Linked DNA regions of Homo sapiens: region 2 is linked to region 1. Evidence: chromatin loops called from intact Hi-C (ENCODE). Cell type or tissue: heart right ventricle. All regions are shown on one strand. Links, peaks and the distances in the headings refer to the core of each region. The heading gives the core; the rest is flanking DNA.

Region 1 (16,365 bases), core at 7,470-9,969:
GGTTTTTTTTTGTAAGATAGATGATACAGAAATCTAGGGTTTTCTTTCTTGCTATCGCTTTATAGAACTTGAAGAAATAACTCATTTTACAAATCATCTGCTTTTAACCACTTGTGCATGCATTTTAAAAATAGCCTATATAAAGAAGTGAGATGTAGCTAACTAACTCAGGCAAGGGTGAAACCTAAAACCCATACATTTTTGAAGACTCCTTTTAAGGAAAATAACATAAATTACAAAAGCAAAATTTGATACAGGGCCTGGAAAGGGCTATGGCAAATGAAGCTTTTGCATCATTGGTTTTATGGCAAATCCACGCACAAGCTGAAATTTTTAAAATTAAGTGACGAATTAAAATAAGGGTTGAAAATTTTCTAGATATAATCTCACTTTGCTCCATGGCCCAATTAATTGTGAATCAGTTGTCTATAACCAGATGTAGCAACGATCCATCAAAACTGTGTTTTTCAGTTCCTATGTTCTGAACCATGTATCTTGTTGCATACTCCTGCTTTGAATGTATTCATCTCTGTTTATGTAAGAGAGGACAACAAGAATTTTTTAATGAGAACACAAATATGGATACTGCAACATAAAATAATGATGGCAGAAGTCTTCTCTTCAGTTTGGAAAACTTATTTTTAATGCTAGTTGGAAAAAAAATGTATTCTTCTCACTGATTGTTAGACCTAGGGAAAACCACCATGCCATTGTGTGTTAGTCAAGTATAGTGATTAGAAAATGAGTTCATTTGGCTGGGCACGGTGGCTCACGCCTGTAATCCCAGCACTTTGGGAGGCTGAGGCAGGTGGATCACGAGGTCAGGAGTTCAAAACCAGCCTGGCCAAGATGGTGAAACCCCAACTCTACTAAAAATACAAAAAATTAGCCGGCCGTGGTGGCGGGTGCCTGTAATCCCAGCTGTTCGAGAGGCTGAGGCAGAGAATTGCTTGCACCCGGAGGCGGAGGTTGCAGTGAGCCAAGATCACACCACTGCTCTCCAGCCTGAGCGACAGAGTAAGATTCCATCTCAAAAAAAGAAAAAGAAAAAAGAAAAAAAGCTCATTTGGGCCCTGATCTCTAGCCACTTCCAACAAATAAGACTTCATTAAATAGATGTGCTATCTTCTGAGAACTAATGACCTTATGCTTTGTTGACTTGGGAAAACTCAGTTGCCAAATGAGAATTCTCTGCAATGAACTGTTGGCTTCTATATCTGAAGATTAAAATCCAGGGACCAATTAACAAGAGCTCATGGCTTATCTTTGCCACCAAAGGGCCTGGGGAAGCCCAGACCTGCAAGTCTTCACCTTGAGTTATCCTCAAGAGCAAATTTGTAACCTAGTTAGAAAGCAGACACATTTCTGCAAATGTTAAATGCTGTCCTGTTAAACTTCAGCCACAACTTTGAGTTAACATTAAGACCAAATTTTATTCTAAGATCCCAAAAAGTGAAGAGCTACCAAGATATTTATTTTCTTGGTTATAGCTTTCAATTTAGTTCAGGCAAAGCTATATATTCTACCATTACAAACTTACAAACTCTCACCATACCCAAAAGTTTGAAACCATCTGTTCTATATGGTAAGCATATAGGAAACCATTATTGTTAGATCATCCCACCCTTAACCCCACCCCAAAGAACCTGGAACTACATTTTCTCTCAAAGAGTCAACACATGATGAACATAGTTATCAATCTCCAGAAGTAATCAGCCTACTTCTCTGTCAACATACCAGAAGAGCAGAACAAAGAAATTGAGTAATTAAGACTTTGTAAAAGAGATTTGCAGATCTGAAGAAAGATCAGGTAAACTGAAAAAAAGAAAAAAAAAAAAAGGTCCACTTTGAGCCTGGAAGTTTCAGCAAGAAAGAATTCCGTGAGTTTAACCACTTTTGTTTATACCATATATAAAAATCTACTCAAAATCAATCATAGGCCTAAATGTACAAGCTAAAATGATACAACTTTCCAAAGAAAACATAAGCGTAAATTTTTTTGACTTTGGATTAGGCAATGGTTTCTTAAGAACAATACCAAAAGTACAAGTAACAGTAGAAAAGCTTAATTAATTTGACACCATCAAAATTTAAAACTTTCATGCTTCAAAGGATACCACCAAGAAAGTGAAAAGACAATGCATAAGATGGGGAAAAGTATTTGCAATCATAAACTCAATAACGCATTCAGAATATATAAGGAACACTTACAACTCAACAATAAAAAGACAAATAATACAACTACAAAATGGATGAAGGACTTTTTTTTGAGACAGAGTCTTGCACTGTCGCTCGGGCTGGAGTGCAATGGCACGATCTTGGCTCACTGCAACCTCCACCTCCCGGGTTCAAGTGATTCTGCTGCCTCAGCCTCCCAAGTAGCTGGGATTACAGGTGTCCACCACCATGCCCGGCTAATTTTTTGTATTTTTAGTAGATACGGGGTTTCACCATGTTGGCCAGGCTGGCCTCGAACTCCTGACCTCATGATCTGCCTGCCTCGGCCTCCCAGAGTGCTGAGATTACAGGGTGAGCCACCACGCCTGGCCAAGGATGAAAGATTTAATAGATGTTTTTTCAAAGAAGATATAAGTGGCCAATAATCACATGAAAAGATGTTCAATGCCATTACTTATTAGAGAAATGTAAATAAAACCACTATGAGATACCACTAGGATGGCTGAAATTAAAAAGATAATAACAAGTAATGAAGAGTATATGGTGGCTGGGCAAGGTGGCTCATGCCTGTAATCCAAGCACTTTGGGAGGCTGAGGTGGGCGGATCACTTAAGGTCAGGAGTTTGAGACCAGCCTGGCCAACATGGCAAAACCCCATCTCTAGTAAAAATACAAAAATTAGCTGGGCGTGGTGGCATATGCCTGTAATCCCAGCTACTTGGGAGGCTGAGGCAGGAGTATTGCTTGAACCCGGGAGGCAGAGGTTGCAGTGAGCGGAGATCATGGCGTTGCACTCCAGCCTGGGTGGCAAGACCGAAACTCTGTCTCAAAAAAAAAAAAAAAAAAAAGTATGTGGAGAAATTGGACACTCATACATTGCTGATGGGATTGTTAAGAAGATGTAGGCACTCTACCAAACAGTCTGATAGTTCCTATAGTTTTACATGTGACCCAGCAATTCCATGTCTAGAAATGAAATGAAAATACATGTCCACACAAAAACTCATATGTGAATGAATGTTCTTAGCAGCACTATTCATGGTAGCTGAAAATTGGAAACAACTCAAATGTCCATCAACTCAAGAGTGGATAAACAACATGCAGTATGTCAATATGATGGAATAGTACATGGGAATAAAAAGAAATGGAGTACTGATTCATGCTGCAACATGAATGAATCTGGAACACATTATGCTAAGTTCAAAAAGAAGCCAGACAAAAAAGAACATATATAATTTTATTTATATGAAGTGTTCAAAATAGGCAAATCCATAGAGACAATAAGGAGATTAGTAGTTGCCAAGGGCTGAGGGGAAGGGCAAATAAGAAGCGACTGCTAAGGGGTACTTTTTGGGGTGATGAAAACGTTCTGGAATTAGAGAGTGGTGATGGGTGTGTCACTTTGTGAATATATTAAAACCACTGAATTGTACAATTTAAAGGGGTAGATTGTGTAGTATGTAAATAAAGTTGTTATTTAAAAACAAAACAAAAACACATTTATGTTCAGGAAAGAGGGTGCGCTGATCACAATCCCTCTTAGCAGAAATGGTCAAAGAGATGGATGGCATCATTGTGTGGTGCTACCAGCCAACAGTATCTTCCAAATAACCTTCTTTGCTCTGAATCTGAATGTAATCTGGTTTCCCATTTAGGTTTTCTCACAAAAAATACACTTTTTATCAGTGTAAAAGTACACTTTTTATCAGCATTTTAGTTCCCTTTTATTCATGCATTTGATACATATCTTTGGGCCTCCAGTGTGCCGTGCACTGCAATATGCACATGGTATAGAGCAGTGAGTAAGACAGACATGGTCCCTGAGCTCACTATTCTCAAAGTGTAGTGGGAGGCACATAAAAAGGAAACAAACAAGGAAATAGTGTTATTTTTCATTATTTAGTGTCTCAAAACAACTTCTCTCCCTACCCAAAACCCTACCCTGACCTCACATAAGTTATTATATCTACATAATCCGTGTATCTCTGTATAATAATCTATGTATACAATCATATATATCAATATAGATACATATATAGTCTATTAATTGAGATAATATCTGTAAGCACTTAGACTATGCCAGGCACAGAGTAAGTGGTCAGTGACTATTATGATGACGGTCATTGTATGATTTTCTCCCAAAGAAGTGTTTGTATGAATGGTGTTGTGAGTAAAGATGACTTTAGGTCTTGGTTAGTCTGGTCTCCCTGGAGGGAGGGAGCCTCCTGGTGTCAGTCATCACAGAAAGAGGAAGGTGTCTGTTAGGTAACTGGGTATGTCTTAGGCAGGGGTGGTGGTGTTGCAGGGGACACCTTTGCTCTCTCCCCACTCTGTCCCTTGACCTCACTCTTTCAGGCCTGGATTTCAAGGTTTTTAACTTGTGTTTCCACAATCTAGTTGCTCTGAATCCTTGAGGGAGCTTTCATTTTTTTTTCTGAAAAATTTTTTTCCATAGGTTATTGGGGTACAGATGGTATTTGGTTACATAAGTAAGTTCTTCAGTGGTGATTTGTGAGATTTTGGTACACCCATCACCCACGGAATATACACTGTATCCCATTTGTAGTCTTTTATAGTCCCCCTTCCACCCTTGCCCCCAAGTCCCCAAAGTCCGTTGTATCATTCTTATACTTTTGCATCCTCATAGCTTAGCTCCCACATAACAGCAAGAAGATACGATGTTTGGTTTTTCCATTCCTGAGTTACCTCACTTAGAATAATCGTCTCTTGGCCAGGCGCGGAGGCTCACGCCTGTAATCCTAGCACTTTGGGAGGCTGAGGCAGGTAGATCAACTGAGGTCAGGAATTCGAGACCAGCCTGGCCAACATGGCGAAACCCCATCTCTACTAAAAAATATAAAAATTAGCTGGGCGTGGTGGCACACGCCTGCAATCCCAGCTACTGGGAGGCTGAGGCTGGAGAATCACTTGAATCCAGGAGGCGGAGGTTGCAGTGAGCCAAGACTGTGCCACTGTACTCCAACCTGGGTGACAGAGCGAGACTCTGTCTAAAAAATAAAAAAATAAAAAATAAGAGTCTTTTAGGGAAGCTTTTAAATAAAGATACTTGAACCCAAACCCAGGGGGTTCCTAATACAATAAGCCTGGGGTTAGAGTGCTTAGCGTCCTCCTAAATAGTAAGAGTTAAGGAAAGTTGAACAAAGAGACAGGCCCAGACTGAATCTACACCACATTCCTACTGATGGCTCCAAGCTCAAGCATGCAAACAGTATCTGGCAAGCCACATTATCCAACTCATGTTACTCTCCACAGTGTTGCTAAAGCTAATCAAAGATTGGGGTCCATACCCAGTCTGGCCAGAATAAAGGACTGAGAAGTTACAGCAGTGACAGGGAAGCAGTCAGTGGCCTTCCAGTAGCGAAGGAAGATTCAGGGCTGCCTTTTCCGAAACAGTTAATATCCCACGACTTATCGAGAGGCAGAGGTAGCCACTGAACCGGGGCTTCACATTCATGAAGTAGATTTTTGGGTTTGTAGTCACAGAGACACACTGAGAAGACTGGATATTTAAGCTAAACTACAATTTTTGTAACCTTGAATTGGTGTTTCTTTTTCTCTGACTATATTGAAAGTATTTCTTAAAATGTCTTTATTGTAATACCTAAGTTCTATTCTTTTTATTGTAAGATTGGCTTTCTTGTTTTTATTTCAGTATAGCTGTGTAATTTAGAGCAAATTACTTAACCATTGTGAACTTCAGTTTCTTCATCTATAAAAATGAGAGCAATGATGGCCGGGTGCGGTGGCTCATGCCTGTAATCCCAGCACTTTGGGAGGCCAAGGTGGGAGGATCACCTGAGGTCAGGAGTTCAAGGCCAGCCTGACCAACATGGTGAAACCCCATCTCTACTAAAAATACAAAATTAGCCAGGCATGGTGGCACATGCCTGTAATCCCAGCTACTTGGGAGGCTGAGGCTGGAGAATTGCTTGAACCCGGGAGGCAGAGGTTGCAGTAAGCCAAGATCACACCATTGCACTCCAGCCTGGGCAACAACAGTGAAACTCCATCTCAAAAAAAAAAAAAAAAATAGCAATGATAAAATTGATCACAGGAAGTTGTTGTGAGGATAAAATAAGGTGATAGATTTAAGACACTGAGCCTGGCAGATTATTAAACCCCTAATAAATGGTACCTATTAGGTGGATATTGTGGCTCACATCTGTAGTCCCAGCATTTTGGGAGGCCAAGGCAGGAGAATCACTTGAGGCCAGGAGTTCATGACCAGCCTGGGTAACCACAGTGAGACCTCATCTCTACAAATAATTTTTTAAAAATTAGTCGGGCATGGTAGCATGCAACTGTAGTCCTAGCTATTCAGGAGGCTGAGGCAGGAGGATCACTTGAGCCCAGGAATTCAAGGTTACAGTGAGCTACAGTCACACCACTGCCCTCTAGTCTAGGTGACAGAGTGAGATCCTGTCTCAAAAAAAAAAAAAAAAAAAAAAAAACAAACAAACAAAAACCTATTATTGGTAGTAATAGCAAATTTTTGAGGTAATAGTAACATCAGCAATTGAGCCACAAAATCCAGGATCTGAATCTGTCAAGCTGAGGACCAGACCTCAAGCCACAGTGACTTCATCCATGCCAGTCAGGCAGCAGGCATTGTTCTTAAACTTCTTTGTTGAGTCTTTAGCTAAAGACTTTAGTAAGTTTTTTGTTTGTTTGTTTGTTTGCTTGCTTGTTTGTTTGTTTGAGATGGAGTCTCTCCCTGTCACCCATGCCAGAGTGCAGTGGAGCGATTTCAGCTCACTGCAAACACTGCCTCCCGGGTTCAAATGATTCTCCTGCCTCAGCCTCCTGAGTAGCTGAAATTACAGGCTTAAGACACCACACCCAGCTAATTTTTGTGTTTTTAGTAGAGTCAAGGTTTCACCCTGTTGGCCAGGCTGGCCTCAAACTTCTGAGCTCAAGCTATCTGCCCGCCTCGGCCTCCCAAAGTGCTGGAATTACAGGCATGAGCCACTGCGCCTGACCGGTGTAAGTCCTTTATTTATAAAAAATGAAGCCATTCATATTAGTTCTCACAAATTTCAGAGTAGTCTTTTTTCTAGATATAAGGATGGATGGATGGATGGATGGATGGATGGATGGATGGATGGACAGACAGACAAAAGATAGATAATCAATAGTGGAAAGTTTAAAATATTATAATCTGAATAGTTTTGGTTTACCATGCCAAATTTCACTATCCAGTCCTCCAACAAATGTTTATTGAATGCTTATTACATGCCAGACATTTTGCTAGGTGCAGTGAATTTGATAGTGGGCAAAGCCAGGGATGCCCTCTGCCCTCATGAGACTTCAAAAACAGAACATCCCAGTGTAATTTTCAGGGCTGTAATATATTGAGGCAGTGACCTGTATGATGCATTCATTTTTCAGTGTTTAAATCCTTTAAGGTCCTCCAAGAACCAGCATCAAATGATTGCTAGTCCTAATTTTCCTGGGCATAAATCACTCCAAGCGTAAATTTCCCATGTTTTGGAGATCACGTGTCCAGGTTTTGCTGGGTGTCGTTCATCAGTGCCCTGCGGTGGGAAATTTATAAAACCATATTCTGGGTCACAGACTCCTCGTGTCAACAATCACTTACAAGGTCATTTAGGCCACCCTCATGCTCCATGAGGGAATGCTCCCATTATGTCTGAAAGTGTTCTTCCAGCTTCAGATAAATACGTTTACCTGCAAAAAAAAAATCATTGCTCTCAAAAAGTAGCTTTTCCCTGACGGCATCATGCTAATTACTTGGAATGACTTTCCCTCAGTGAACATATTGTCATAAAATGATAAATTCCCTGAGGCTAACATTTATCATTTTCCAGACCCTGGTCATGGACCTCACCAGGCTTCCTCAGTCAACTCTACTAAACAAATAAAATTAGATTCATGACATTTGAAAAGGCAGCATGATTACAGTCATCACTTAGAAGACAATGGGGCAAAAGACTGCTCAAAAAATTAAAAAACAATGAAATCCACAAGCCCAGACTCCAGCCAATCCAAAAGATTTAAAATGAGACATGTAAGGTATATGTGTGTGTGTGTGTGTGTGTGTGTGTGTATTTATATGTACATATGTATATGTGTGTATATGTGTGTGTGTATATATACACACACACATATATAAATTGTAAACTAAATTGAAACAAAAAACATTAAGAAAATTTTAACTCTGGTTTCAATTTAAATCAAGAGAGAGAAGGTGTTGGAAAAAATGATCAAATTAAAGCAATTGGGAAATATTTGCTAGGATTACAGAATTCCAAAATGAGCACGAAGCCCTGATTCAGGGCCTAATTGCTCCTGATGGCTGCACTAGACCATCACTAAATTCTCCTTTGTCAAAACCTCTAGTGAAGAGTCTTAAGTGAGAAAATGTAGGGGGGAAATGAAGTGAACTCTTTAGTACTGAATGATTTCACTTTAAAAGAAATCTCCATGTGCACTTTTAAAAAGGTAGTCTGTATCCTGTCAGCATAAATATATGTTCTATAAACCTGCAGTTTGTATTATTAGAAAGCACTGAGCTTAGTTTTTATCAAGTCATTTGAATTTTTTATCCATTTACTCACAATCTTGATAGGGCAGACAATTATTAGACCAAACACAAAGTTAAACGGACCTTCCTAAGTGCAAGAAGCTATTAACTTTTTGCATTTGATCTTGGGTTCTCATTTTAACATGCAATGTAGACATTTAAACACCAGAGGACAGTGTGTGAATGAAAACAAAGTTCAATTGCTATTCATCTAATTCAATTCATTTACTTACTACATCAAAGTAAAATCTTAATTTTAAGTGCTTTTCCCCCCAAAGACATTTTATGTCATTTCATGCTTCAGAAATTAAAAGTAGAGGTTGATAGAAATGTGAATCATGAGACCAACTAATCAAGTTAATTTGAATCATAATGGAAATTAGAAAGATTAATTTCATAAGCAATCATTAATAATGGAAGCTCTCATGTACGAATAATCAAAGCTTTAAGTATTATATGGTAATTAATTCATTACTATGGGTTACATATTTTAAAATAGCTCAAATCTTCCTTGCTTTGGTGTGCTTTTTAATAGCAATCCTTAGGGAAGAAAAGTTAAAAGGTTTCTTTATGAAAGTTTTCTGTATGTGTTTCTTAATGGGCAAGCAAGAAAGTTGAATTAAATTCTACAATAAATAGGCTTGCTCATTTGGTAACAGGCCTTCTTCAACCATAGAAGAAGTCAATTGTCAGACCTTTGTGAAAGAGTAGAAGATTGTGCTATTGACAAAGAAATAGCCTAAGGTGGAAGATTAATTATATAATTTTGTTGTCCAACATTGCAACTAGTATTTTGTTTACATTTAATTTCATTTAAAAAGGCATTTGACTTGGGGCTTGATTTGGAAAGTGGTCTTGTATGCTGTCACCATTTACATCAGTACGCATTCAAACGTTCACTGAATAGTCACATTTCTCATTTGCAATGCCCCTATACTTTTCCCACATTCAAATTTATATGCAAAATACTTGTTATTATGAGTCGTCTACGCAAAAATCAGGCACAAATGGACTTAGAATGTACTTTTAAATATTACCTCTTCTTGTCTTAAGGAATGTTTCAGTATTATCATTAAAGAATTATGAAAACTGTTAGTATATTGTTTCTTATGATAACATAATCTCTAGAATACAATGGATTCCTATCATATTAAGACATATCTTCTGTATAAACCTTCTCATATATATATATCTCTTCTCATATATATAACATCTCCTTCTTCCATTTTTCTCAGTTTTCTAGGTGATCTGGATTTGCCCTGGTCTTGATAATACTTTGACTATAATATTTGACTTCCACAATGCTAATTTTATTCATTCCTCTAGCCAACAAGTACTGATGTCCCCCACATTTTTTTTTTTTTTTTTTTGAGAAGGAGTTTTGTTCTTGTTGCCCAGGCTGGAGTGCAATGGCGTGATCTGGGCTCACCGCAACCTCTGCCTCCCGGGTTCAAGCAATTCTCCTGCCTCAGCCTCCTGAGTAGCTGGGATTACAGGCATGCACCACCATGCCTGGCTAATTTTGTATTTTTAGTAGAGACAGGGTTTCTCCACATTGGTCAGGCTGGTCTTGAACTCCTGACCACAGGTGATCCGCCCACCTCACCCTCCCAAAGTGGTGGGATTACAGGGTGAGCCACCGTGCCCGGCCTGGTGTCTCCCACATTCTAGCCACTCTTTCTAGTACTGGAGATACTATGGCAAATAAGGCAGACTAGATCTGGAGAAAGTTCTACAAAGAAGCTTGCAAGGGCTCTGTGCTTCTCTAAGAATCTAAAAGAAGGCTATTACAACTGGCCCACCGAAGTGAATAAAGGAGAAAGTGACAGATGCTGTCAGATACCACAGAGTCTTGGCAGACTGGGTAAGGGGCTTAGAATTTACTCTGACTGTAATAGGAAGCCACTGGAGTTTTTTAAGCAGGGAAATGGTTTGAACTGATTCCCCTTTTAAAGTATCCCTCTGTTTGAACTGATTCCCCTTTTAAAGTATCCCTCTGCCAAGGAGGCAAGTGCAAAGGTAATGGCAGAGATAAAATGGTGGTTGTACTAGGATTGTAGCAGTGGAAATGATGGGAAGCAGGTAGACTCAGTGCATATTTGAAGGTTGGAGTGACAGGGACTTCTTTCTTGATGGGCTAGCCATAGCGTGTGAAGGACAGAGCAGTCAGTGATGGCTACTGGGTTTGCAGCTGAGAAGTCTGCGGGAGAGGCAGGTTTGCTTGGGGTGAGGGGTTGTTTGGGCCATGATAAATTTGAGGTGATTATTAAATATCCAAGTGGAAAAGTTGAGTTGGCAGCTGGATGTAGAATATGAAGCTCAGGCCGGGTGTGGTGGCTCACACCTATAATCACAGCACTTTGGGAGGCTGAGGCGGGCGGATCACCTGAGATCGGGCGTTCCAGACCAGCCTGACCAATATGGAGAAACCCCTTCTCTACTAAAAATACAAAATTAGCCGGGCGTGGTGGCAGGTGCCTATAATCCCAGCTACTCGGGAGGCTGAGGCAGGAGAATTGTTGAGCCCGGCAGGGGGAGGTTGCGGAGAGCCAAGATTGTGCCATTGCACTCCAGCCTGGGCAACAAGAACAAAACTCTGTCTCAAAAAAAAAAAAAGAAAAGAAAAGAAAAGAAATATGAAGCTCAGAGAGGAGGTCGCAGCTAGATGACTAGATATAGAGCCTCATGAAACTTATCAACTAACTGGAAAAGAGAGAGTTAAGCAAATAGTATGAGTAATAGATAATTCTTTTCTAGAAAAGAGAGTACATCTGACACATAAAAAAGAAAAAAAAAGAGCACAATGGGAGGAAAGCCGTATTTAAATTGAAGGATTCAAGACAGCCTCTTTGAGAGTGAAAACTCTGAAGACTTCTTTAGCAGCATTGTATTTAAGAGTTAATGACCTCAGATTACAGACCAGACCTTTACCTGTAAAATGATAATTGCTCAGGGAAATAGATCCCTAATTACATGCACCTTCTAATTCATAGCAGCACCCTAGATCATTTTCCTACCAATTACAAATATCATCCTTCATAAATATTATATGGAGCATATGCTCGCACAATGGACTATGACCAAGTGGCTAAGCCCTGGTTGTCAATTCTTTAATTTTTCTCTTGTTTGTAACTCTTTGTAGAGAAAAGAGGGGAACAACAGCATCAATGAATAAGGAATGATATATATTGAAGTAGCCTGTATCATATGCTTAAACTCTCCCTTCCACACCTCTCAAAATTCCAAGTTTTCTTTTCCATTTTGAATACCCATTATTATCGTAAGTTAAAGCCAGTATCTCAAACTTCATTTTCCAATTTCTCTTTCTTTCTTTCTTTCTTTGAGAGACTTAAGCCAAGTTCTTCCTGTAGTCTGTCAGACTGTTCACAGGTAACAGCACTCTCCTGTGGCACGAATTGCAGAACAGCTTGCTGTAAGTCTCGTCTGTCACATAATTCATTATCAGAATGTTTAATATTTTTCCTCGGGAATAAGAAGTTGTACTTCAGGAAAAAAAATAGAATAACCTCCCAAATAATGGTTCATAATCTTCTTAAAAAGCCAACCTTGGCAAGGCTAACATTGCCATTTTCAAATTGATTTGTTCTACCTAAGCTCCTCGCCCAGAAATTACTGAATACACACACACACACACACACACACACAAGTACAAAAATGTTCCTAAAACAGACTAAATGGTATGCATGTATTTTTAGGTTTTGGTTTATGCTCCCCTTAGATGCTGTCACAGAGGATCTAGTTGAACAATAAAAATATTAGAAATGCAGTTATTTTTACTGAGTTGATTGGAGCAAGCAGTTTGTAGTCTCAGAATGTAGCAAAGCTACCTAGACACTGTCAAGCTGGTAATCAAATACTTTCTTTACTAACATCTTAGTTTCTAAACCATAAAACTTGACTATTAACAGTTTCTTTCATTTCTGTTTCAATGGATTATATCCTATTTGGACTGGATCATTCCCACTGAGCCTCTGACTTCACCCTTTTGTTTGATCTCCAGCCTCCAACCCCCTTCCTGACAATCCTTCTGCCCAACTCGACCAGATTATGCTTCCTAAATTATCTCTTTGATCACGTCACTTTCTTGCTCAAAAATATTGGTGGCTCAGTATTTCTCCATGAAGTCCAAACCACTCAATGTAACACCAGCTGGCATCTCACTTCTCTCATAAACACACCCTGCAGCCCAGCTAAGCAGAGGTATCCACCATTGCTGTGCCTCATTTGAGAAGAACTTCCCCTCCACATCTTTGTTGAAGTTTTAAGCTTCCTTTAAGGTCCAACTTAAATGCTGTCTTCAAGATGATCTCTCTGATCATTAATTCTTCGAAAACAGCTTACACTCTCTGTAGCTATCAGTAGAGGGCTCCCAAAGTGACACCTATTAAGTGCCATGTACTCTTGCATTATGGGTCCTGCATTTGCATCATTGTTTGTTTGTTTTTTAATCTTTCCCACTAGAGTGTAAGGTCCTTACATTGAAGCCAGCCTCTATCTCCTTGTTTATCACTATATACCCATGGTATAGCACAGTATCCAGCACAAAGTAGGTGCTCAATAAATATTTCTTAGCCCAAATTACTAAGTTGTCTGAAACTTTAGTAGTGACATTAATTTTAGCCTGATCTAAAGAAGCACTGTTTTTAGAATATTTACACTGACAGCAAGTCTTCTTACTTCCTCTCTTACTACATTTTTTATTAATTAAAATTTTTGTGGTTTATGCTGTGCATTTTTACGTTTGCTTACTGTTGTCATGTATTCCATGAGAACAAGCAGGCTGTCTGTTTTACTTATGTGTTTATTTATTTATTTTTATTTTATTTTTAGATGGAGTCTCACTCTGTCACCCAGGCTGGAGTGCAGTGGTGCGATCTTGGCTCACTGCAACCTCCACCGCCTGGGTTCAAGCAATTCTCCTGCCTCAGCCTCCCTAGTAGCTGGGATTACAGGCGCACACCACCATGCCAGGTTAGTTTTCGTAGTTTTAGGTGAGATGGGGTTTCACCATGTTGGCCAGGCTGGCCTTGAACTCCTAACCTCAAGTGATCCACCTGTCTCAGCCTCCCAAAGTGCTGGGATTATAGGCGTGAGCCACCGCACCTGGCCTTGTTTTATTTTTAAAAAGAACCATGCTTGACAGGTTTTTAGATTGATCCCCAGCCCTACTGCCCAGTAAACCAATGGTTCAGCAATGGTAACATAGAGACCTTCAGCTTTTCAGCCTAAGGCTTTCTATTTTTACCCGCTACAAGACTTAGCTTGAGCCTTGAGAGGAACTTACCTTAGTTTTCTTAAGGGTCTGTAGCCAATAATGTTATCCATATGTCTTTTTAAAGCCTTAAATGGAATTGATGCAAATTCACTAGTATCCATTTATCTCAGTTCTGCAAAACCAAGTTAGTAGAGCCATGCAGCCAAGGTCATACTGTTTATTCCAGAGACTTATTTCCCCCATGTGCCTTTTCGAGCTCCCACAAAGGACTACTAGTGTTATACTTGCCCAAAGTGAAAGCACAACATGAGATTCTTGTAGTAATCTGTGTTCTCCTCCCTCTCCTTTCCCTTCCCCGCTTGCCATTCCTCCTTCTCTCCCCACCCGCTCAGTCATCAATGAGTTCCGTTCTGTCCCCACTCTAATAACTATAAATGACACCAATGCCCAGCAAGGAGCAAAGGTCAAACAGCTCTCCTGTATTCTTTATTTTTCTACCAAGATTGCAGGATTTATGTGGCAACAAAGAATAAAGAACTGGGCAGCAAATACAAATTTGTAAATTTTAAGAACAGAGAGCTTAAAACACAGTGCCCATCAGAAAAAAATATACATATATTATAATTGTTTCAAGTCTTGAAAAAGAAGTAGTCTTTGCTGTGGTGAGCAGGCAAATAACAACAACAGATTCCTGAGGGAATGTGATAGGCTTTTCCTATGATAGGCTTTGAATCAAATAAGTACAGGTCATGGATTTTCAAATATTTTTCTAGTGTGTCCATTACTTTCCAAAAGGTCCATCTCTCTGCTGTTGCTGTTGCGACAGCTGCCAGGTTCTCCAAGCAGAAGGAGGGAGAGAGGCTCCTGCAGCTTCCCCAGGGCACTCGACCCCTCCACCCACACACCTTCATAAAACATTCAGAAACCTCTCTGCTCAGTTATATGTGCATATACCACTGCACAATAACTGTCCTAACCACATGTTATCCCAAATAACCTCAATGGCACTGTTATGACAGACTACGAACAAGGCATGGGGACTCAGCCAGGATTATGTAATAGGGTTTTGGCCTGTCTTGAAGCCAGGAGTGATTATTTCTACTAATAATAGCTATCATTTATTAAATTCCCACCAGGTGCCAGCTGCTTTATATATGAAATAATGATGAGAGGTGGTAACATTTATTGACTTGCTCATTATATGCTAGGTACTGTTACAGATTTGTAACATGTATTTTCTCATTTAACCCCTACTCCCCCCAACTGCTATATATTAATTTTTTTAGCTATATATTAATTTTTTTATTATATAAAAAAGGGCTATATATTAATTTTTTTAGCATCAGTAAATAGATGAGGAAACTGAGGTGCAAACAGTTTAAATAACCTGCCAAGGTCACACAAGTAGTAAATGCTGGAGCTGGGACATGAAGCCTGGAAGCCCAACTCCAAAACCACACCCTTAACCATCATGTTAAATTATCTTCCTGGTTGAGTTACTTTTAATCCTCATCAAAACTCTACTTTATACCCAGTTCATATGGGAAAACTGAGGCTCACAGTTGTTAATTAATGTAGGTAGTAGCTGGGGTTCTGTTCAGTGTCATGAGACACCAAAGCCTGGGGATGTGGGGTACAGAGCTCTATCACCCCAGGAAGTTCTGTGGCTGTCTAGCCTTGGACAAAGGAGTTAAGTCGCTGAAGTTTTCTTCAAGAGCTTCCACCTTCTATCTTTTCCATGTTTGATCCCCTTTCCATCTCTGAACTCTCCCTGAGGCCCATCGCCCCCTGCCACCACCCCTACCCTCCCGTTATAAAACTCTTCTTTGTCTCCTTCCTGAAGGGGCCTCTATAAGGGAACTCATAAATTAGCCCTTCCTAATTTTTCATGGTATAATATTAGCACTTTAGAGTGCTGACTCTGCTGAAAATGCAAATCTCAGGCCACACAGACATAGTGGTCCTGACTCGGTAGAGCTGGGTGGGGCCCAAGGATCTGCGTTTTTCAGTAAGCACCCCATGATTCAGATGTGGGCAGCCCAGCTTGATTGACTCTAGTGCAGTATGTCCACACCTTCTGACAGAAGATTTGCATCATAGAAAGGGATTTTATGTTGGGGATTTGAGGTCAGGGCAAGTGAGATATTAAAGCAAAAAGACCTTCGGATTTTGTTTTTGTTTGTTTGTTTTGGGTTTTTTCCTTTTTTTTTTTTTTTTTTTTTTTTTTTTTGAGACGAAGTCTCACTCGCCCATGCTGTAGAGCAGTGGTGCAATCTTGGCTCACTGCAACCTCCACTTCCCAGGTTCAAGCGATTCTCCTGCCTCAGCCTCCCAAGTAGCTGGGACTACAGGCATGTGCCACCACGCCAGACTAATTTTTGTATTT
Region 2 (16,365 bases), core at 8,834-11,333, 290 kb after region 1:
CTTTCTCCTCAATCTATTTGGAGGAAACAGAAAGAAATAAAAAGAAGTAGAAAACTATTATTGAGATTTAGGGTGAAAAACATAAATTATCAAATTACAAGAGTGCAATAAAAGAATACAAGAAGTGTGCTTTGCCTCAATGGAAACATGCAACAATTTAAATTCATTCAATTGAAATCTTGCCATCCTTGTGGAAAATACAGAAGTAAAAGCATATCTCTATGTATCCCAGGAAGGTAATTACCACTAGGCATGTAAGACTTATTTTTTCTTAGTTGGTTTTACTTGAGCCCTTTCAAGAAAATTAAAAGGAGTTCAACATTGACAAGAAGACTGACGAAAGAACCATATGACTGCCTTTTGGTGTAGCAAACATAAAAGTGGACTGGAAGTCATACTTTTAGATTTTCTCACTGGCTCTGTCTTCATTCAACTAAGTTTATGAAGCGGCTCATACTGTTTGTCCTTAGGTATTTTACATCATGTTGAATGTGTTAAAGACTCTATCTTTAAAATTCTCAGTCTTTGTTTTTGCTATATTTTGTCTCTCATCTACCCACCCAAACAGTTTTCACCTGCTTTACTTATCTTTTTTTAAAAAATAAAATAAAGACAGGATCTCGCTCTGTCACCCAGGCTGGAGTGCAGTGGCACAATCACAGCTCACTGTAACCTTGAACTCTTGAACTCAAACAATCCTCCCACAATCCTCCTGCCTCAGCTTCCCAAGCAGCCGGGACTACAGGTGCATGTTACCATACCCGACTAATTTCTTTGTATTTTTTGTAGAGATAGGAGTCCCACTATTGTTCCCCAGGCTGGCCTTGAGCCCCTGGCCTCAAGTGATACTCCTGTCTTGGCCTCCCAAAGCACTAGGATCACAGGTGTGGGTCACTATTCCCAGGCATTACTTATCCTTTCAAACTAAATTCGGTTTTCACCTATTCCTGACCATCATCTTGAATTAGATTCTGCTTTCTTTCGTATGGTAGCATCTGAATGCCACATCCTCTCAGTACCTATTAATTTGCCCCAGGTCATGAAATCTTTTTATTCATCCTCTTCTGGATGTTTGACTTCTCCAACTAGATAGTAGGCCTCGAGATAAAACTAGTCAATCAGTTCGAAAACACCAGGACTGAGATAACATCAGTTTTAGAGAGCTGACTATCCTAGGAAATATTCTAAATGCTCTACATATGTGTTAACTCGTTGAAGCTGCACAGCAGCCCAACGAGGTAGGTTATATTATAATCCCATTTTAGAGATGGTGAAGCTGAGGCAGGCAACTTACGCTGAGTGTGGCTGCCTCTCCTGCCTCCTTTCCACCTCCTCCACCTCTTCCACCTCTGCTACCCCTGAGACAGCAAGACCCACTCCTCCTTTTCCTCCTCCTCTTCAGCCTACTCAGCATGAAGAGGATGAGGATGAAGACTTTGATGATCCATTTCCACTTAATGAGTAGCAAATATATTTTCTCTTATGATTTTCTTAATAACATTTCCTTTTTCTCTAACTTACTTTTTTTGTAAGAATACAATATATGATACAATATAAAATATGTGTTAATAGACCATTTATGTTATCCATAAGGCTGATATGTCAACAGTAGGCTATTACTAGTTAAATTTTGGGGAGTCAAAAGTTATACGTGAATTTTTGACTACATGGAGGGTCAGCGTCCCTAATCTCCAAGTTGTTCAAGGGTCAAGTGTACTGTATTATTTCTTTAGCATATGTCTCTTAGTTTAGGATAGTCCTCCAAATGCAGTAAGCACTGAGTTAGCTATTTCTTAAATAGCTTCATACAAAATAAAATATTTTAAAATATATTTAAAGAGTGCTTTAAAAATAAGTGCTTCATGTTTAAAGTATTATTTGAAATTCAGATTAGGTATTACAAAAAAAAATGTTTCTATAGCATTGTCGGTGTCCAAAACTCAATGGTAAAAACACAACTCTTATTCTAAGTATTTAACAAACTATAGATAAATTACATCAAGAATATTTGAAGGTAAAAAGACCGATGGAACTTATCCCAGGCAGGGAGAAAATTTACTAAAGCTATTTGAGGATAAAAAGAGTAATTTGAAAAGCTCACAAATAGGGTCCCTTTTAGGTACTGTACTAGACTATTTGAAAATCAAAAACAATTCTTTATTTTAAAAAAATGTAATTTGAGCACTAAAATCAGGCAGTGAAAAAGTATAATTTTTCTCCACAAAATGCATTTCTCTACAGCTCAGAGTACTCTGAGCCACAAATAAATTATAGACCCATTGCCAGGAAATTTAAATTGCCTAAATTTTTTCCCTTGACATTTTATAATTTAGCATTCTGTCATTTCAACTAGTAAAATAGTTGTCTCTTATTTCTTCTCATGCTACAGCAGGTTAGTACTATGATGGCAAAACCTAGCTGTGAAACAATAAATCAATCTGAAAAATGGCTAGACTTTTTCCCAATCTTTTTAAAAAATCATTTTCATTTTTCTAATGATAACTGGGGAGCTGTCACCTCATTGCTGGGGAGACCCTAGGAGTACTGCAAGGAAAAGCAAATATTATGGCAAAGGAAAAAAAATATTGGCCACCTATACCAAATGAAAAGTAATTTAGCAAACATATGACGTAATAGTCTGTTTCTGCTTCAGTCCCTAAAACTAAATCCATATATTTGATCTGGTGCATACATTCATCACAGGTGTTAGCATATGAAAATGCTGTAGAGAAAGATAATTGTGTGTAACTCAAAAATATCCTATTGTATTAACAACCAAAATGGCATAACTCTAGGTTTAGGGACCATTGACAGAATAAACCAAAATTTAAATTAGAAATATAAGCAAAAGGTTAGTTGCCCATTATTTCAGCTGCATTCTCAATCTTGACATCTGTACGACATGAGAAACTCCATGAGGGTGGAGTTTGGTTCACTATTGTGTTCTCAGAGCCTAAGAACATAGAAAGTACTCAATAGTGTTAGATTGAGGAACTAATTTCATGAGTTATTATTATGTTAGGTAAATCAAGTTAGCCTATAATCTCTGCCAAGAATTTCAGATATCTCATTAAAGACTTTCCAGAGCGCAAGGTAGGACAAAAGCAGTTCTTGCTGATGGAGTTGCAGGAATGATGTTCTTAAACTTTGAATAAAGCTGGAAAAAGTTTATAGAGAGTAGCACCAAAGCACAGCCCATCTCATGCAGAGGAAGACTCATACCATGGAGGTCAGGGTGTTGACAAGCAACCCAACTCCCCAAGACAAGCATGGCCTTTGCTAAATAAAGATGCCTGCATAATCCTTCCCATTAGACACATGCTATACTCTGGGTATTTTTCCTGAAACCCATTCATGCCAATATGAGTAAGAGAAGAGAGCAGAAGCTTGTCTTACATTCTTATGGGCCCTCTTGCCAGGCCCCAACCTCATCTGTCCCCAGCCCCCCTCTCAGTGACTGGGAGTGCTACAAAGTTCCCATAGATCTTGAGTCTGGACCTGAGATAATCTTGACACAGCACATAGGCCCCAAACGTTTTCCCCTCAGGGCCATTGGGTCTATAAATTGCTTCAAAAAGTCATTCGTTCCTAGTCTCTTCAAAACTCTTATCTACTCCCTGAGGGGTTCCTTCAAAGACCTGCATGTTTCTTCAAGTCCACAGTTTCATTAAATTGAAAATCATGTTTTATAATTTTATAGTTTGCCTTATAAATCTTTATCAGTCAAAAGCAGCTATCACCCTGAAGGTTTACCCTGGGCAGGGGAAGAAGAATCTCTTTATTTTTGGTACATAAGTTCCTTGGTGCCTAAATACTTTTAGTCCCACTGGGTAACTTTGATGGGTGTTGTAATTGTTCTAGATTATCAGACATATAACAGTCTCAACCCTGAGGACTTCTTCCATTCTAGTGACTTGTGATCAGGCACCACTACCCCAGGGCCAAAGAGTGAAGTAGATGAAATTTGTCCTACATCAAGAAGTATTTACTGAGTATTCCTGAGGACTTCTTCCATTCTAGTGACTTGTAATCAGGCACCACTACCCCAGGGCCAAAGAGTGAAGTAGATAAAATTTGTCCTAAATCAAGAAGTATTTACTGAGTATCTATTTAGTCCTGTGCTAGCCCTGTCACTACAACAAGATGGTAAACATGACGGTCATGGTCTGTGACTTCCTAGAAGGTAGGGTCTAGCTTCAGGTCTTTGTCTTCTTGGATATACTCCCTGTTCCTTTGTAACGTCCCCCCAGTCCCAAGGCAACGAGGACCCTGATGCTGCTTCCAGGCTCCCCCAGGCCTCACCAGCCCTCTTGACCTCTCGTGTCGTTCCAAGTGTTTTTAAATCAGTAATGTGCAACCTGGGGCTCAAGGGCTACAGCACAATCCAGGATTTCAATTCTGAGTAAAAGATTAGAAAACGGCCTTTATGGTCCTCTTTTTCAAACATTTAAATATTGAATTTCAAATATTCAAAATTTAGTAACTAAAAGTCACTCATCAACACTTTTCTAGCCAATCAAATAAAAAAGAAACTACTTGAATTGCCTTTTAAACTGTGGCCCACTATGAACTTTCAGATTTCAAGCTATATTTACTTCTTTTCATACAAATAACTTTCAAGTTTTGTAATAATAAATGAGTATTATTTTTATAATCAGGAAAAAATAATAAAGCTATTTTCATCTTGGACAAAATATGTGGCCTGCAAATTTTTGTTTTTCTGAATTGGCCCAACTGAAAACATAAATAAATAAATATTGCTTGAGTGGTTTTTTCTAATACCCTTCCATCAGAACATTTCAGTACTTGGTGATTTTTCCCGTTAGGTCATGTTAGAGACTGGCAAATCTAATAACCAACTTATGCTGAATGAGGGTTTATACTAATCACCCACGGAGAACATTTGCTTTGAGTGCAGGTCCTTGGATTTCTTTATTGCACTCTTTTCCAGAAGAGATTCTTCTTTCCATATCATGAAGTCATGTGTCCAAGGTAGTAGGCAGGGTGGGAGGCATCGGTAGGAGTACTGGGGGAAGTCTCCCCATTGCAGGCTTGGTGGTTGGCAATGAGGGCCACTTCAAAGGAGAATTTCAAAGAAGAAACACAATCTGCCAAGGGCGATGCATCCAAGATCCTTGGGCCAGTTTGATGAGCTTGCCTTAATGCAAAAAAGAGAATAAAGTCAAGATTTTAGGTAGAGCTGATAGAGATGGGGGAGGGGGTGGTGCATGTATCTGCTAGAGCCTTCAAAAATGGCTGGCCCACTACATATATGTGAGGATTTATATATGGTGTTATGGACTGCATGTTTATGTCCTCTCAAAATTCATATGTTGAAACACTAACCCCCAGTGGGATGGTATTAGAAGGTAGGACTTTTGGGAGGTGATTAGGTAGAACCCCCATTATGGGAGTAGTTTCCTTATAAGAAGAGAAAAACCAACGTTCACTCTCTCAGCCACGTGAGGATATAGCAAGAAGGTGGCTGCCTACCAACCAGGAAGCAAGCCCTCACTGGACACCAGATCTGTCAATGACTTAATCTTGGACTTCTCAGTCTCCAAAACCATGAGAAATAAACATTGTTTAAGTCACCCCGCCTATGGTATTTTGATTATAGCAGCCCAAACCAATACATATGAAATCTTCAAACTCCAAACCAGCTGTTTCCTAAGCTAGTTGCTATTGCAAACAACATAGTTCTACCTGGTTTCTGTTCAATAGTTTATCCATAACTTCTTGCCTTTGAAATAAATTCTGGAACTTAAAGATTATACCCCCTCCTACCCCTATCACTGAGATGTCCAGGTGAACTCTATCTTCATTAGTAACCTCAGTGTGTGATGGGCATATCAAAGTCTTAAGTATTGGATGACGCTTTATAGTATACTATATGATAAATATATTTTTGGGAAAAAAAGATTGCTTTTATAATATAAATAAGTAAAGTTTTAAGAAATCAGTTTGGTAGGTGGAAGTATCCAGAAATTTGAGCTATGATCTTCTGGGAGAAGGGGGCTCTATCTGATCAGAATTTAGGGGTGACAAAGTGAAATTTGTATGTTTATTGAAAAAGAAGCCTGTATCTTAACAGCTCTCTACCCAGCAGTCAAGTTTTTTAAAGTTTAGTATATGGTTTCTGTCTACTTTCTCACTTCACTTTCACACCCCAGTCCTTTGCTCTTATGACTACATTAAAACTGATTTTGCCAAGGTCTGCAGTGATCATCTGTCAGTTGCCACATCGTTTCTTTTTTCTTTTTCTCTTTTTTTCTTGAGATGAGGTCTCACTCTGTCACCAAGGCTTTTTGTGTACAGTGCAGTGGTACAACCCCAGAATCAAGCTATCCTCCCGCCTCAGCTTCCCAAGTAGCTGGGACTACAGGCACACGCCACCATATCTGGCGGCTAATTTTATTTTTTGTAGGGAGGAAGTCTCCCTATGCCCAGCCTGGTCTTGAACTCCTGGGCTCAAGTGATCCTCCCACTTCAGCCTCCCAAACTGCTGGGATTACAGGTATGAGCCACCGCGCCCCACCAGTTGCCACATCTTAAAGGCAGTTTTGGGTCCTCGTAGCATTTGACTCCTCTGACACTTGGCATCCTACTGCCTTCTTTTTCTTTTTCTTTCTTATTTATTTATTTATTTATTATTTATTTTTGAGATGGGGTCTCTCTGTGTCACCCACGCTGGAGTGCAGTGGCATGATCTCGGCTCACTGCAACCTCCGCCTCCGGGGTTCATGCGATTCTCCTGCCTCAGCCTCCTGAGTAGCTGGGATTACAGGTGTGTACCATCATACCCAGCTAATTTTTTTTTTGTATTTTTAGTTGAGACAGAAAACATTACCTCCTCTGAAAAGGTCTTCTGATCCCCCAAACAAGAAAAGAGCACTTATTCAGTGCTCTGATAAAATTCTGTTGCCTACATCATGGAGTATATCACACCATGATCAAACTACCTATTCAATTATCAGTCTCTTTCACTACACTGAGACAAACTTGAGGGCAGAATCATGTCTATTTATTTTCCAATGCTGTGTGTAACCTAAGTCCTGGAATATAGTGGGCACTCAATAATGCTTGTTGCATGCATGCATGTATGCATGTGTGCACAAATGAATGAATACCAAGTGTTTCCAGTATCTTCTTTCATGGCTCCTTCATAGCTGTTATCACTCACTTTGAAAGATTGCCCCATCTTCTTATAGCAAACCCCAATAATTTTTGCATAATAGTTGTAAAAAGCAAAAATATAACAAATAGCTACACTGTTTAAAATAAAGCTGATTTTTTATTTCTAGACAGTGATTAATTGACATCTCCTGTACTTCTGCTATACACTCTCATACCTTGATGCTAAAGAATTCCCACTTCTGCAGAAACAGATGCACTAGGCTGACCCCACTCAACTTATCACTAATGTTTCATAATAACTTCTATCTCTACTTCAGAGCCAACACATATGTTTTTCTTAATTTTCCTGCAGAAATCAGTCTATAAGTATTCTAAATTTCTAAATGTTTAAGCTCAAAGAGAAGATTTATTGGGACACTTTAAATACTTATTTCTTGCTTACATGGGCTTGAATGATCACAATGACTCAGGATCAATTGTATTTCATCTTTTCAGTACTTATTTCACAGCTGAGCACTTCTCAGAGTTATGAACATGAGTCCAGTTTTTGACAAGCCACAGCAAAGGCCAAAAGAATGAGCAAAATTATCCACTCTGAAACCCACATGGGACAGCAGGAAGTAAATAGACAGCATCTGCCATGGCTTATTACAGCATACATGTTACACTAGGCCCCAAATCAATCCCAAAATGGAAGTCTTGGGTTATGGGTCTTTCACCACAGGAAAGCAACATACACATATATTCAACAATAACACTTCATAAATCTCTGCCCCAGTCACCGAACTTTATCTCATGTGGTGCCAATAAGAAAGAGGAATATCTTAAAACAGCAGGAGGAAATTACAGTTTCACATACAGAATCCTTCAATATCACTATAGAGACATCTTTTTACACAAGTAAAACATGGAACTATCTTCCTTAGGGTGAGTCCAAAGTGTCTGACACAAAAATAGTGTCTGATAGACTTCATGTTTTGAAGTTTAATTCATCACTTAAAAGGAGGTAAACTAGAAGAAATTAAGTTATTTATAAAACTGTAGTTACATAATAGGCACCACCCAGGGCATCCTGAATGAGGATAGAAGAATATTATATGGCCAAGGACCATACATGGTAGGGGTAGGGTTCTGAATCTGGGATTGACAAGCTTTATGCCAAAGTGTGTGTGGTTGCGTGTGTATGCACCACATAAACACACATAGATGTACACAGGCTCACTCACAATCATGGTACGTGTGCATTTTTCTCTGCGGAAAGCATTTTGACCATCCCTTAGATTCTCCCAAAAGGCCTTTGACTCACAAAATGCTACAAATCACTCCTCCATAGCAAATATTTCCCACATTTATAAGCCAGGGGATGCTGCTATCAGGTGAGATTCAAAATTATTGGACATGTGATGATGAAAAACACATTACTGGAGTACAGAAGCATTGGTGCGAAGCAGACAGGACGTGCCCACTCAGATGGGAGTGAAAGGGAAAGTGACTTGCAAATTAATAAAGTAATGCTGTCCAGCGTTCCGCTCTAGAAAACTGTTATCTGAGATGTTTTTGTAATCTTGAACCCCCTATTTTGGTCAGGGCCCAATTAAGAAAACAGAAACCACTGTAGGTGTCTCAAACGGGTTTAATGCAGGAACTTGTTTTTTGGTGTTTTTGGTTTGTTTGGTTTGGTTTGGTTTGGTTTTGAAACAGGGTCTCGCTCTGTTGCCCAGGCTGGAGTGCAATGGCACAATCACAGCCCACTGCAGCCTCAACCTCCTTGGCCCAAGCAATCCTCCCACCTCAGCCTCCCAAGTAGCTGGGACTACAGATGTACGCCACCACACCTGGATAATTTTTTAGTTTTTTGTAGAGACAGGGTCTCACTTTGTTGCGTAGGCTGGTCTCAAACTCTTGGGCTCGAGCAATCCTCCCGCCTCAGCCTCCCAGATTGCTGGGATTACAGGCATGAACCACCATGCCTGGCCAAGAACTTGTCATACCTGTGATGGAAGAAGCAGAACCCAGGAATTAAGAAGTGGGGTAACAGAAAGAATAACAACAGTCAGAAGCCACTAACTCCCCCAGGGCTGGAGAAACTCAGGGAGAAGATGGTGTTACCAAAGCCTGGAAGATAGGAGAAGTCAGAAGCACAGTGCGGGGCATTCCTGACAGATGCTGAGACAATGAAGGGAGGGGCTGTTCGCCAGCAGCTAAAATCATAGAGGAGAAGCAGCCACTGCCAGAGACACCATCAAAACAGGCAGAGAGGAGGTGAAATTCCCTGGCTTCCTCCCTCTTCCCACTCTCCAGTCTTCTGTTTATGCTTCCCTTTGGTTCAGCCTATGTGGAAGCCAGAGGGCAAGGGAACTGGAAAATGCAGTCCCCTGTGATAGACAGCAGAGCAGGGGAAAGGCCAGAGCAACCAGGGACATCACCAGCACATTCCCTTTTATGAAGATGATGTTGGGATGGGTTTGAAGAGGAAAGCCAAATCACTATGGGATTCTTCATTGATATGGAGTGGGAAATGGAGGTGAAACAAAGAAAGACAGGGAGGAAAAAGGGGGTTGGCAAAGATTGAAAATAAAGAAGAAAATGAGAAGAGGAGTAGTGGAGGAAAAGGTGCAAGGGAATCTCTCCAAGGTTGCTGGGACAGCTGCTCTGATTAGAGGCTCCATTCATACTCCAGGAACAGCAGTAGGCTAGAATAGGCCGATAAAAGAATTAGAGAGCTGCAAGCAACCTTAGGAACCAGTAGAGAACTAAAATCCGTAATTTGATGTTACTGAAGTTTGTTTAGATTGAATTCATTATTGATGGAAATTAATGTGAATTTAATTCTCTCCTGTCAAAATGGAATTTAAATATCTTTCAAGAAACTTATGAAGGGATTTCAGAAAGCCAAATCACTGCAGGCCCTTCTGTTCAGCACAAAGGGAAAAAGAACTGAGAACAAACAAAGCAGCAGAAAAAATGTGTGTGGGGGGATAGGGTGTGGGAGAAAAGAGCCCAAGGGATTTCTTTAGTAATGTTTGTTTATGGCTGTTTCAAATTAAGGAACTAATTTTGGATTGGGGAATAAATAAAGTTCTTTGAGAAAAAGAAGACTATTGCTAAGAACACAACGCCGCCTAGAGTTAAGGGGGAAAAAAACCTCTAATCACACTTAAGTTGGCTTGTTTATTTTTCTGATGTTAATGTGTTTGTGAAAAGAACCCAACTCTTGCTATATTTCTTAATGTTTCCTGTTTGGCTGCTCATCCAGATAAATAACCAGCACCTCTGCCTGCTTTCCTTACTCAAATCTTTGATGAGACCATCTTTTCAGAAGAGGCAGGTGCAGCACCTTTGGAACCTGCATTAACTCTCCCAGCAGGTCAGTAGTAATTCAAAGCCCATACTATACTTCCTGGGTTCCATGGACTCTACTTCATGGGCTGGTGCATGGGATTTTGCCAGATGATTAAAGATGTCTTGGCCCAGCAATATGCTTTGGTTAAGAGCTTAATAGAAGAAAGTCCTTATGAAAACAATCAACTTTTAAAAGGCCAGTTATCTGGTTTGAAATAGAACCTTCAAAGTGGGATTGCTAGAGCGCCCGCCCTGGCATACCTGAGCTGTGGCTGAGGAGTTTGTACAAATGACATAGGATTGTTGCTGGCTTTTACTGAGCTGTGCTCAGCAGCATAAGAAAGGAAGCAGAGGCCTGTCTGAAGCTATAAAGTGTTTCATGAAATAATTTTGCCAGTATGAAGACTTCATCCAGGAATAGTTTTTGTTTTTGTTGTTTGAGCCACCCAAAGAGAATATTGCTATGAGAAGTTTCCCGTTTAATATTCAGTCTCAACCAAGTTATTAATAGAAAGTAGTTCATGGCAACCATTTCTAATGTGCTGATAAATGCCTAATATTACAACAGCCAATGAAATATTGATCTTCTTATGTGGATTTTCTTAAAATAGTCGCTTTGGTCCTACCTTTTAGAATGCTGAAAATGTGCCATTTCTGAAATACATCTTCTTAGCCATTTTCGTTGTAGCTTGCAGGCCATATTTTTCAAATTCATGAATGCATGAATCCATGCTAATTCAAAGAGATGTTGGTACTGCAGAGAGCACAAGGTGCTATTCCCACTTTAAGGAGTTTATGATAATCCGCTAAATCACCAATCTGAGTTATCAGTTCAATCCTTTTTTCTTCTCTACCACTAAAGCTCCTTAAAGGTAATCATTATAATATTGACAAGTTATTAAATGCCTACAATAATAAGCCAGGCACAATACTGACTTCATTTAATGCTCACAAGAATCCGAAGTGATAGATAAATTAATCATACCCCTTTTAGAGAAATGGAAGTTGAGTTTCAGCTAGATTAATTTCCCAAGAGTTACATAATTTGTATGCAGTGGGACTCAAATTTGTATGCTGGGACTCAAACTCGTAATTTCAAAGCTCATGCCCTTAACCACTATAGCTAGAGCTGGCTTCTTGGGGTGGCACCTGGGCCATAGCACGGGGCCCAATGCCTCAAAAGACCCACACTTGGATTAATGCTCTGTTACCACTGTCTGGAAACTCTTAAAGAGGGGTCCTGCGTTTTTATTTTGCTCTGGGTCTCATAATTCTTGTACCCAGTCTTGACTACACCACATTTCCTGACATCCTAGATGAATACTATATGTGGAGGTTTTAAAATGTGTCCACAAATTCTTCAACAGTTTTTCCTCCAAAAGATAGAACCTAATTCCCACCCATCACTTAAGTGTGGGCTAGCCTAATGACTCACTTCTAAAATATGACAGAAGTGGTGGTGTGTGTGTGTGTCTTCATGATTAGTAATAAAACACATGGTGGCTTCTGGCTCTTTGGATCACTTGTTCTGGGAAAAACCAGACGCCATGTTGTGAAGATACTAAGGCAACCCTTGGAGACGTTCATGTGGTACGGAACTGAGGCCTCCTGCCAGCAGCCGTGTTAAGTGAGCCATCTCAGAAGCATTCAGACAAACGTTCAAATGACTGCACCCCCAGTCCAGGGCTCAAATGCAGGCTCATGAGAGACCCTGAGACAGAACCATCCAGACAATCATTAGATAACTACTGTATCACAGAACGCTGGAATTTTAAAAAATGACAGGAATATGCAGTTAAAAGGTGAATATGGCCAGGCACGGTGTAATCCCAGCACTTTGGGAGGCTGAGGTGGGCAGATCGCTTGAGCTCAGGAGCTCGAGACCAGCCTGGGGAACATGGTGAAACCCCATCTCTACAAAATATACAAACATTAGCCAGGCATGGTGGTGAGCATCTTTGGTCCTAGCTACTTGCAGGGCTGAGGTGGAAGGATAACTTGAACCAGGGAGGCAGAGGTTGCAGTGAGCTGAGATTGTGCCACTGCATTCCAGCCTGGGCAAACAAGTGAGACCCTGTCTCAAAAAAATTTTATAAAAAGGTGAATACATCTTATGTCCTCCAATATTTGGTGCAATGTTAAAATTAATTTTAAATCTCTTCAGAGTGTATAGACATTTTATTCTTTTATTTTGTTTTGTTTTGAGACAGAGTCTCACTCTGTCACCCAAGCCCGGAGTGCAATGGTGCCATCTCGGCTCACTGCAACCTCCGCCTCCCAGGTTCAAGCAGTTCTCCTGCCTCAGCCTCCCGAGTAGATGGGATTACAGACGCCTCTCACCATGCCCAGCTAATTTTTTTGTATTTTTAGTAGAGACGAGGTTTCACCATGTTGGCCAGGCTGGTCTCGAAATCCTGACCTCAGGTGATCCACCTGCCTCGGCCTCCTAAAGTGCTGGGATTAGAGGCATGAGCCACTGTGCCCAGCAGAGGTATTTTATTCTAGGGGCCATGTTAACAATGCACTTTAGTAAGTGTCAAAAGTCTTCTTTCTACATTGTGTGAAGGCCTTTCTTTAATTTGAGCCACAGCTTTTGATTGTAACAACTGACATTCTGTCCTGATTATTAATTCACAGACAAACAGACACATTTCTTTCACAAGAGCCACCTCCTTTCTAATTGAGAAGTCTGTTGCTCTTGGTGTTCTCCGGCCTGCCACGCCTACGTTGTGTGGCCTGGAGTTGTACCCTAGTGTGCTCCAACAGCATTTCTTCCGCCTGTCTGGCATGGAACTGGGCCACCTGGCATTGCTCTCCTACAGCTGCCTGGCTTTTCTGCTATCATCCGACTCTGCATGATCCTGCCCAGGGGAGTAACAAGGAATAAGCAAGCCATCCCCAAGTGCTGCCAGATTGGCTCCATCCCATACCCATGTTCTTCAGGATCTGGTCACACCGGTTAATAGGAGAGGTAACAATGGTTCACACATGCAACAATGGATCCACTTGCAAAATAGGTTCAACACAGGCTGTGCAATAATATCCAAACATCTGAATCCTAAGTGTGAATTCCAGTTCAACAGCACAGACATTTAAAATCTAATGCCTAAAGTCAGATTTTAGGCATCTGATTTTAATCATCTTGGGGTGGCAGAGGTTGCAGTGAGCTGAGATGGTGCCACTGCACTCCAGCCTGGGTGAAAGAGTGAGATCCTGTCTCAAAAAAAAAAAAAAAAAAGTATGTCCTATGTCCTCCAATATGTGGTGCAATGTTAAAATTAATTTTAAACCTCTTCAGAGTGTTTCAAGCAATCCCTTGCTCGGGGACTTCCCTCAACATACATATATAATACCCAAAGGGCATGCCTAACCAGGACCACAGGGAATAGATGCAGCCAAACTTAAGCTTCCTCCTTCTGCATGGTAAAGAAACCTTATATATCAAAAGCAAATTATTACACTTTAACATAGAAAATTAGAGGAATACGGCACCCTTTTAACAGAACCACAAATGAAGTGGAAGTTATCTATATCTGAGAATAAGATGGGCTAAGCTTATTGAAAATGTCGACTCCAGACTTTGTTTTTTCACTAAACTATATAAGGCAAAACAGAGGAGAGTGATGATAAAGGGTGGGGAGGAGGGGAGAGAGGAAAGTCAGGAGAACTGTATGATCATCACTGTTCTACAGAACCAGTCATAAATCCATTGTTCTCAAGGAAACCAATTCACTTTAAATTGTCTGATTATTCTGATAGCAGATATGGCCAAGTATAACTAAAACCTAATACACCTAAATGAGTATTTTCAACAGAAGCATAAAACATGTGTTTATTATCCTGACAGGTCCCCCCCCTCCCGCACCCAGTGCTGTGGTCCTCTTCTAAATCTCATTTTTTAACTGAGTGCTTCAGATGTTGAAGGTTGGGCCGGTCAGCCCCATAAGACAGGGAACAGGGTGGGCAGAGCTCCCAAGAGAAGCCTTCTTTGTTGCTTCTCACATTGTGCAGGTCCTAATCTCAGTGCAGACAGGACCAGAGCCAGGAAGATTTGTACTACTTGTGGTTATTGACTAGCTTATGATTGTGCTTTTTTGTTTTGTTTTGCTCCTCTCTACCTTTTTTTTTTTTTTTTTTTTTGAGACGGAGTCTTGCTGTGTTGCCCGGGGTGGAGTGCATGGCGCCATCTTGGCTTACTGCAACCTCCACCTCCCAGGTTCAAGCAATTCTCCTGCCTCAGCTTTCTGAGTATCTGGGATTACAGGCACCTGCCACCACGCCCAGCTAATTTTTTATATTTTTGGTAGAGACAGGGTTTCACCACATAGGCCGAGCTGGTCTCGAACTCCTGATCTCAAGTGATCCACCTGCCTCAGCCTCCCAAATTGCTGGGATTACAGGCATGAGCCACCACGCCTGGCCTGTTTCTCTCTACCTTTTAGCCTGTCGGCTCCATAAGCTCCAGTGTCCGTGACGTTCATAGTGTATTCTCAGCCCCAGGGATGGACCCTGGCACATGGTAAGCATCAATAAATACTTATGAAATGAATGAAGGAAAGAAGTGATAAACTCACAGCTAAGGGAATTAAATGATTCTCATTACTTCTGGAGTATCCCTAATGGCTCTAAACACAACGCTAGTAACATTCTCCAACATGTAATTCATCAAACATCTAATGAGTGCCTACTATTTGCGTGTAATGAAGGCATTACCTGCCATTCTTAGTGCACTCCACTTCTCATTTCGTCCCTTCAAACATCATCTCCCTCCAAAAGTTGCAGCCGGAGAAATCCTGTTCTCAGTTCCAGAACAAAGTTCCACAATGTTAGTATTTCTCAAAGTATTTTTCCAGGGAAGGGCTGCCTGTTTTACTACAGAAAGCACTCCTGAGCAGGCACCAACTACCTTTATGATTAATTGGCCTAAAAATTTACCATATAGTTCACATATAATTCTTATTAGTACATCAGAAGATACTTTCACTAGATGGAAGTAGTTTTTCTACTTAATGTGTTTTAGGTTATTATTGTTACAGGAATGTTAGTGAAAATCAGGCAGAATTCATATTTCAAGGACCTAGTCTTTCCCCACTTCCTTTTAATTAATTTACTTTCCCAGAGAAGAGTAGCAATTGATCTCAAGCCAGTGTAGTGGCCTCTGCTGTTTCTGTGTCTAATTCTGGAGGTAAACTTTAAGAAAACATTTTAAAGAATAAATAGGCTAGGTACCAGGCAGTTGTTCTCTTAAACGGGACATTTTTATTTTTTTGCATCTTTTGTGATGTATGAAGAAGAAAAATGATATGATGCGCTTTAGAACCACATTTTATCTATCATATGGCAACTGTTACTCTGAATGAAGAAAGTATGCATAGAATGTTTGAAAAAATTATTCTGAGACATCATCTTCTTGAATGGCCTCTCTCAACACATGGTTTAGCTGTCTCTTTCAGGCAAATGGGGGGACTCCTTTGGGATTCAGAAAATGCTTCCCATCCTAATACAGGTCTTTGTAGGACATCTAGAACGGCAGAGGGAAATAAAAATACTTTCCCAAGGCAGAAGACTTCTGGTCAATAGGAACACATGTGGAATCTGGAAGGATTCCAATCAGCTTACTTGAAGTAATTCCAAGGCTTTTCTAATTTTAAAAACATATCTTTCACTCATGTAGGCAACATGGACAATAATTGATAAATGTCATGAACATAGCAGTATGGATCATATGGGATAAAATATTCTCTTTGAGAGCAAGTTTGTTTTTAAATTCTTAATGTCCTCTACTCTCAATTTTATTTAGCTTATTGATAATGTTATGGTTTCACAGGTGATTTCATTGTTTTCATGCACACAGATGAGATTTGAATTATGTATTTTTAATGTTGT

What was found. Peaks named below come from ENCODE experiments on the same cell type or tissue, not always from the same donor. Only the 100,000 strongest peaks of a DNase experiment are listed, where the experiment ranks them.
Region 2: it touches region 1 in a loop (4-fold over the local background); 14 of 110 quality-filtered maps call a loop at or near these places.

Annotation. Positions count from the first base shown.
Region 1 is chr2:191,514,347-191,530,711 of GRCh38, reverse strand. LOC107985833 (a long non-coding RNA gene) reads right to left here and starts at 14,120. Exons shown (of 3, transcript XR_001739229.1): 1 at 14,049-14,120; 2 at 7,799-7,887. In heart right ventricle, for the core only: CTCF peaks have their summits at 8,697 and 8,899 (motif pointing right); no DNase peak of the experiment used is centred there.
Region 2 is chr2:191,226,006-191,242,370 of GRCh38, reverse strand. MYO1B-AS1 (MYO1B antisense RNA 1) reads left to right here. Exons shown (of 4, transcript NR_186085.1): 3 at 10,394-10,504; 4 at 13,117-13,206. Among named protein-coding and RNA genes, the nearest start is that of MYO1B, 11 kb to the left of the region's middle. In heart right ventricle, for the core only: a CTCF peak has its summit at 10,266; no DNase peak of the experiment used is centred there; H3K27ac peaks cover 2,349 bases.